Linked DNA regions of Homo sapiens: region 2 is linked to region 1. Evidence: chromatin loops called from intact Hi-C (ENCODE). Cell type or tissue: mammary epithelial cell. All regions are shown on one strand.

Region 1 (4,000 bases):
GATGAACACAGATGCAAAAATCCTCTACACAATACTAGTGAACTGAATTCAATAGCATGTTAAAATGATCATTCACCATGTTCAACTGGGATACATCCCAGGGATGCAAGGATGGTTCAACATATAGAAATCTATAAATGTGACAAACTGCTTCAACAAGATGAAAAACAAAAATCAAATGATTATATCGATAGATGCAGAAAATATCTGATACATTCAACATTGTTTCCCAATAAAATCCCTCAACAAATTAGGCACAGAAGGAATGCACCTCAATACAATAAAGGCCATATATGACAAACTCACAGCAACCATCATAATCAATAGAAAAATGTTGAAACCTTTTCCTTTAAGCTCAGGAACAAGACAAAGATGCCTATTCTTTCTATTCAAAATAATACTGGAAGTCCTAACTAGAGCAATTAGTCAAGAGAAAGAAATAAAAGGCATCCAGATTGGAAAGGAAGAAGTTAAATTTTTTCTGTTTACAGATAACATGATGTTATACATAGAAAACCCTGAAGTCTCTACCAAAAAAAAATTATTAAAGTTAATAAGCTTACTCAGTAAAGTTGCAGGGTACGAAATCAATATAGAAAAACCAAAATCAATAGTCTTTCTATACCAACAGCAAACTATCAGAAAATAAATCAAGAAAACAATCCCATTTCAGCAGCTATAAAAATAAAATACTTAGGAATAAATTTAACCAAGGAGGTAAAAGACCTTTGCACTCAAAACCATAAAACACGGATGAAAATCAGTGCAGAATGCACAAATAAATGGAAATATATCCCTGTCCATTGACTGGAATAATTAATATTGTTAAAATGTCTATACCACCCAAAACAATCTACCAATTTAATGAAATCACTATCACAATTCCAATGACATTTTTCCCAAAAATAGAAAAAAAACAGCTTAATATTCCTATAGAATCACAAAAGACTCTGAATAGCCAAAGCAATCTTTAGCAAAAATAATAAAACTAGAGGTATGATACTCCCTGACTTCAAAGTAAAATGCATCTAATATTGAAACCTAAATTCAGTACAAAAGCTTTTGAAGACCTTCTGTGTGTGTGATGGTGGTGGGGGCTCTGGGTTGAGTAAGCCAACTCATCATATTATTGCCAGCCACCACGTCACTGTTAATTCTCAGACTGCAGAGGCTGAAGTATCTCACGAAGCTCTGATCTAGATAAATAAAAATGCAATTTACTTCTAGGCACATAGTAATGAAGCTGCGGAATACCAAATATGAAAAGAAAATCTTAGAATCTAATAGAAATAAAAGACTAATTTCTGAAAATAGATATACAACTTGACTAAAAAGGAAATTTCTTTGTAGAAACAGACAAAAATTATATATCAATAATATAACGATATTGCCAATAAAAAATCCTATTACCTGCTATTCTTTAAGACTAATTGTGAAATAAAGGGATTTTTATAGTTTTTAAAAGTTTGTGAAAAAATCATTTTAAATTTTTATCCAAAAGGAATTAAATCCATAAAGAAAACATTAAAATGCAAAGATCAATGTTTTCATATTATTTTTATTTGAAAATATGTTTCATCATTTTTTGGAACATTTTATATTTAAAAATATATCTAAACATGACAGTTTAGCTCAGTATTAAAAGTAATATATTTTGAATTCATATCATTAAGCAATTGAGAAATACTTAACATGAGCTAGTTGTAAGTCTTAAGTAAGAAAAATAGAATTTTATTTTATTCATACCATGTATCTTTCTACTTCCAGAGAAAGATCTTTAAAAAAAAGGAAATATTGATTCATACCATCTGCTCTAATGTCAGTCACACCAAGAATTTTCAGCATTCTAATCTTTACTAACTTTTAGGAAAGAAGGCATTGTTTTTTTTTTGTCTTTACTGAATAGATGGCAAAAATAGTGCCCTTTAAACATTTATTTTATTCTATTTGGTAAAATAATAGAAAAAGAAATAACATACTTTAAAACACAGTCTTCTTTTTCATTAAGTGTGAAAATACTTTTTATGAATGTAACATTAAAGAATCACAGCACGGCTCATAACTAAGTCATTAAAGGGAGAAAACAGTGAAATATCAAGAGTGATAAAGTCTGTCTGAGGTACACTCATGTTTTAATATTATGTTTTTATTATTAAGGTATTTCATTTTATGCTCTTTTTTATTCATGATATTATGTGGAAAACAAATGAACTAAAATGTGGTATTATATCAGTGAGATTTTTTTTCAACAATACAGCATTTAATGATCAATCTACATTCCATAGTTGTAGGCCCCTACATCTTCAATAAAGTGTACTGGCAACACTCCATTGCAACAGTACTGCATGTGAAATTAGTTCACACTAGATGGCAATATTTCCTAATCAGGAGCCCCAAGTTTTGCTTCTATAAAGTAGTCTTTTTTATATATCATCAGCTAAATGTTTCTCCTTCTTCTTCCCTTTTTTTTAAAATCCTTCCCAATATCCATTTTTCACTGCTGGTTTGCTAATATCCTACTGTTCAGTATTTTGGTGACCAAAATCTATCTATATTGATTCCCTTGCTGTATGCTTTGTTCCTTCATGTTGAGTCTCTTTTGTCCTCCAAGAAAGAAATTGTGAAGGCTGCAGAAAGAAATATGCCAGGATATTAGAAAAGAAGCCCATACAATAGGGATAATGGGTGGATGAAATAGAAATAGTGTTGAGACATTGACTCAGCTATTGAGAAGTCGGCTGTGCAATGTATAATAAGAAAGGGACAAGGTGCATTGTGGTTCAGTTCCATTGCCTATTTTTAAAAAATGTTTTAAATACCTGAATTGATTTAGTTTTCTATGTTGAGTCAAAAGTTTTTTATTTCATCCTTTATGCTTTATCTGCTGTCTTAAACATAGTAACATTGCAATACTATATATCCTGAGCCTTTTGAATATTAAACAGATCAGTCAAATTTGACCTCTGATGCAACTGGTCTTGTTTTTGTTTGTTTGTTTTTACATTTGGTCTTCAGCTCCCTCTCGGGAAAATGGTTATAAATTCTAGGCCTGTCCTGACAGGCTCCACAGGATGTGTTTGTGGGTGTTTACAGTGTGCCTTTCATGGGACATTTCTTTATCCTGATGCATGGCCTAATACCTAGGTATCCAACCCATGACAAAGATTCCCTTTATATTGGCAGACACCCTTGGGGCTTTTGTCTGACCTATATCCAATGTATTCATACCAAGGTAGCTACCTTCCAGGAGAACCCTGACTGGGAGGAGAGTCAGGTTTAAGTACATCAGTCAGGTGAATCACAATGAGGAGACAGCACAGTAAACGACATGAAATCACAGAAGCATTTTGTTACTCATTGATCTATGAGAGAAGCAGGGTGGCCACTTGGGCAGGTGGAAAAATCCAGCAACAGCGGGGTACTCAACCAGTGGGTGGGTGGGGGGTGAGGGCCGAGACTCTGATGTTGACCATTGGGTTGAATCCTGCTCAGCAGCTGCAGGATGTGCTGGGTTTAGGGTCAGTGTGTTTAGAAATAAGCATGGCATCTATCAAACAGCTACAAAAGGAGGGGGAAGTTTTAACTAGACCAAAGGTGATGAGGTATGATTAGCTTTCAAATAACTTTTCAGGCCTAAAAAGGGATGTCAAGGCAGTGGCCATATCAAACAAAATTATAACACAACTATGATATATTTATCAATCATAAATGGCATTTATCAATAAATAGAATTATTTTTTATCTCATTTAAAATACCTATGCCAGGAGGATGGCTCAGTACTGATAATATCTGCCATATAAAAGTAAGTCCTGTTTCTTTTTTTTGTTTATTTATAGCTTATATTTAGTAAGTCATTGTCAGACAGAAATGTCATAGTAGCAGAAATACTGACAGAGGGGTATAGATATCAGAGATAATGCAGTTATGGTAGACAGGAATTCATGTGTTTAAAATAGGACTAAAGGCCGGGTGCGGTGGCTCACGCCTGTAATCCCAGCA
Region 2 (4,000 bases), 990 kb after region 1:
GAAATAAACTTTGTGCTGTCTTGAAAGTATCTGAAGGTAGTGACAGAAGAATGCCAAAATAGAATAAAGGAAAATAAAATAAGAATTATATATGATTAATATTGCCAAGTTTTAGTTACTTTTATTCCACATTTACGCAATAAAAACTAACTTAATCAAAACCCATCTCATTTTAACTTGATCATTGTGTGCAATATTTCTGCCAAGCCCTCAGTGAGCGAGCTACCAAAACAAAAACATTTAAAATGTAATATTATATTTTAATATACATTGCTTTCCTGAAGGTTTCTTCAGAAATGAAGAACAATGTCTATTAATGATAAAAGCATGTTTTTTTCACTTGTTAATTTGAGATAAAATAAATTTAGACACATTCTTATTAAAATTCAAGCACAATATTTATCAGGAGAGTCACACAAATATATAAATTATTTTTATTTGTTGAATCATATACTGCTAAACCCTCAAAATAATCCTAATTTTTAATCACATCATGCCACAACTTTTATTTTAGTTGACCTTTGGCTGAAGTGGTTAGGTTTGTGAATATGCTTGTCTATGGAAAAGATGAAAAAAATTAAAATCCATGATGAAAATGCTAAAGATGCTATTCTATTAAAGTATTTAATAGACGAGCAAAGGAATAAAAATAATCCTTTACTCTAGAATGTATTAGGAATCCTAAAATAACAAAAAAGATTTTTTGTTATACATTTTATTTTATTCTTGAAAATAATATAAATAAACATTTTAAGGAATTTTTACTGGCAAATGAAAAAATACCTCTCATTAAGATTAGATTTCACATTACACAAGAATTTCAAACATTTAAAATTCTGTATGAACATATCTGTGAAACAATTAAAATTAATGTGGAGCTAATGGATTACGAATTTTAGGTCATGTGTCAAATTGAGAAATAATTCAAAGAGAGTGGAAGAGTTAAAAAATATGAAATTCATTTTTAGCGTTGACAATGTTCTACCAGGAAAAGTTAGCCTGACTCTTACTTTCTTTTCCATAGCGTGTCTTGCCTGTGTACCTACAAAGCCACACTTGTGTGTTGTGTGCAATACGAAAATGCCACAAGGTCAATCATATTCTTTGAAAGTAAGACTCCAATATTTTTGTGGTGTTGGATATTGAAACAATAATAGAACATTAAAAGAATTCCAAACTTCTTATCATGTACATGCTGAAGTAGTAGGTTTCACACAGCAGATGTTTTTCTTTCATTTTATGAATAATTGTATTATACATGGTACAATATAATACATGTACATTATACATGTACATAGTATAAAGAATATATAGAATATGTAAATATAGTATTTACATATAGAAAAATGTATTATATATTTTTCTACAATTATTTGAAAATAAGAAATTTAACAAATGTTTCCCTAACCTTTTAATCTTCCTGAGAGTTTGTTTCATTTTCTTAAATTTAGATGGGTGAGAATTATTTCTTCTATTATTTACTGTTTTATAATCCTAGCAACCCTCAGGTCCCAATAGCCTCAGTCCTATGCACAGAATAAAGCTGTATTAGTAAAGAATTGAGAAATTATTTGGATGTGGAAAAAGGACTGAAAAAAGCAAAAACTTAAAACTGCCAAGCACATATGCCTTGCCTACTGATAATATTGAAAGTATTAGTCAGTCTTCTACCACCATCTGGTGGTAATCTGTGGTATGAGCCAAAGAAGATAATTCTGGTGTTAAGGTACAAATAAATTTCAATTTACAAGCATATTTTAAATGGATTATTTAACTTGATGATTATGGAAATGTTAGATTTTTCTACCTCAAATGTTATTCTTATTTTTAAGTTTCAGAAAGTGGGACAAAAGATGTTCTTATTTTTGGGAGGTTTAACCGACAGTAATATATATTGGATAAACTAATAGCATTCACATTGTCCAAATAATAATTGTTTTTTCAATTCATTTGAAACATATCTAAGTTAATAAACTCTGTATGATTGGGAAATCATTTATTAAGGTAAAGGCTCTCTTAAAATAAGGTGTGTTTGTTTGATTTGTTTTATTGTTATTATGAGAGTTTTGAAACATAATACAATAGGCTACTAACTAAATATATGTAGAATATATAGTAAAATTTAACATGAAGAAAATACTGCTTTTAATTTATTATTAACCTTCTCTAGTGGGGCGTCATTTATAACAAATGGATTGTAAATATTATGCAGCAGTCATATGATAATAGCATCTTATTGTCTGATTCCTTGCAACTCTAAGTCAAACAAGAGTTGAGAAAACATAAATATAAAATTCAAACTTCTCAATGGTATTTTTTTAGCTGTAAAAGATCTTCTCCCTTTGCTCCTCACTGGTCAGCTTCCCAGGTAACAATTTTTCTTGAGAAAATGTGTATAGATCATAAAGGGAGAGAGGAGAGGCATGAATAACCTACTTTTTTTGTTTAGTGTTTTCAGAGTCTTCACTGGCCTCTCTGACATGGTTTGTCTGTGTCTCCACCCAAATATCATCTTGACTTGTAGCTCCCGTAATCCCCAAATGTCATGGGAGAGACCGGTGGGAGATAATTGAATCATGGGGGCGATTTCTCCCATATTGTTCTCATGGTAGTGAATAAGTCTCATGAAATCTGCTGGTTTTATAAATGGAAGTATCCCTGCACAAGCTCTCTTGCAGACTGCCATGGAAGATGTGACTTTGCTCCTCATTCGCCTTTCACAGTGATTGTGAAGCCTCCCCACCCATGTGGAACTGTAAGTCAATTAAACTGTTTTCCTATATAAATTACCCAGTGTTGGGTATGTCTTTATTAGCAGCATGGTAACAGACTAATACAATAAATTGGTACCTGTAAAGTGGGGTGCTGCTGTAAAGATACCCAAAAATGTGGAGGCAACTTTGGAACTGGGTAACAGGCAGAGGTTGGAGCAGTTTGGAGGGCTCAGAAGAAGACAGAAAAATGTGGGAAATTTTGGAACTCCCAAGAGATGTGTTGAATGGCTTAGACCAAAATGCTGATAATGATATGGACAATGAAATCCGGGTTGAAGTGGTCTCAGACGGAGATGAGGAACTTGTTGGAAACTGGAGCAAAGGTGACTCTTGTTATGCTTCAGCAAAAAGACTTCTGACATTTTGTCGCTGCCCTAGAGACTTATGGAAATTAGAACTTGAGAGAGTTGATTTAGGGCATCTGGCAAAAGAAATTTCTAAGCAGCAAAGCATTCAAAATGTGACTTGGGTGCTATTAAAAGTACTCAGTTATATATATTCCCAAATATATGGTTTGGAATTGTAACTTATGTTTACAAGGGAAGTAGAGCATAAAGTTAAAAAAATTTGCAGCCTGATGATGCGATATAAAAGAAAAACCCATTTTCTGAGGAGAAATTCAACCAGACTGCATAAATCTGCATAAGTAGCAAGGAGCCTAATGATAATCACCAAGACAATGGGGAAAATGTCTCCAGGGCATGTCAGAGACCTTCATACCAGGCCCTCTCTTCACAGACCAAGAGGCCTAGGAGAAAAAAAAAGGTTTAGCGGACACATTCCAGGGTCTCCCTGCTCTGTGCAGCCTAAGGACTTGGTGCCTGCATCTCAGCTGCTTCAGCCATAGCTAATAGGGGCCGAGATACAGCTCAGGCCATGGCTTCAAAGGGTGTGAGCCCCAAGCCTTGTCAGCTTCCATATGGTATTGAGCCTGAAGGTGCACAGAAGTCAAGAACTGAGGTTAGGGAACCTCCACCTAGATTTCAGAGGATGTATGGAAACACCTGGATGTCTAGGCAGAAGTTTGCTGCAGGGGCAGGGCCCTAGTGGAAAACCTCTCCTAGGGCAGTGCAGAAGGGAAATGTGGGGTTGGAGCTTCCACACAGAGTCCCCACTAGGGCACTGCCTAGTGGAGCTGTGAGAAGAGAGCCACTGTCCTCCAGACCCCAGAATGGTAGATTCACTGACAGCTTGCACCGTGTGCCTGGAAAAGCCACAGACACTCA

What was found. Hi-C counts contacts between places; a loop is a spot of excess contacts. Peaks named below come from ENCODE experiments on the same cell type or tissue, not always from the same donor. Only the 100,000 strongest peaks of a DNase experiment are listed, where the experiment ranks them.
Region 2: it touches region 1 in a loop (8-fold over the local background); 1 of 110 quality-filtered maps calls a loop at or near these places.

What each region holds. Positions count from the first base shown.
Region 1 is chr13:69,577,168-69,581,167 of GRCh38, forward strand. No RefSeq gene overlaps it. Among named protein-coding and RNA genes, the nearest start is that of LINC00383, 360 kb to the left of the region's middle. RefSeq lists an enhancer at 2,975-3,549. In mammary epithelial cell, a CTCF peak has its summit at 2,368 (motif pointing right); a DNase peak (open chromatin) is centred at 3,194; H3K27ac peaks cover 757 bases.
Region 2 is chr13:70,567,090-70,571,089 of GRCh38, forward strand. No RefSeq gene overlaps it. Among named protein-coding and RNA genes, the nearest start is that of LINC00348, 450 kb to the right of the region's middle. In mammary epithelial cell, a CTCF peak has its summit at 1,681 (motif pointing left); no DNase peak of the experiment used is centred here; H3K27me3 peaks cover 42 bases.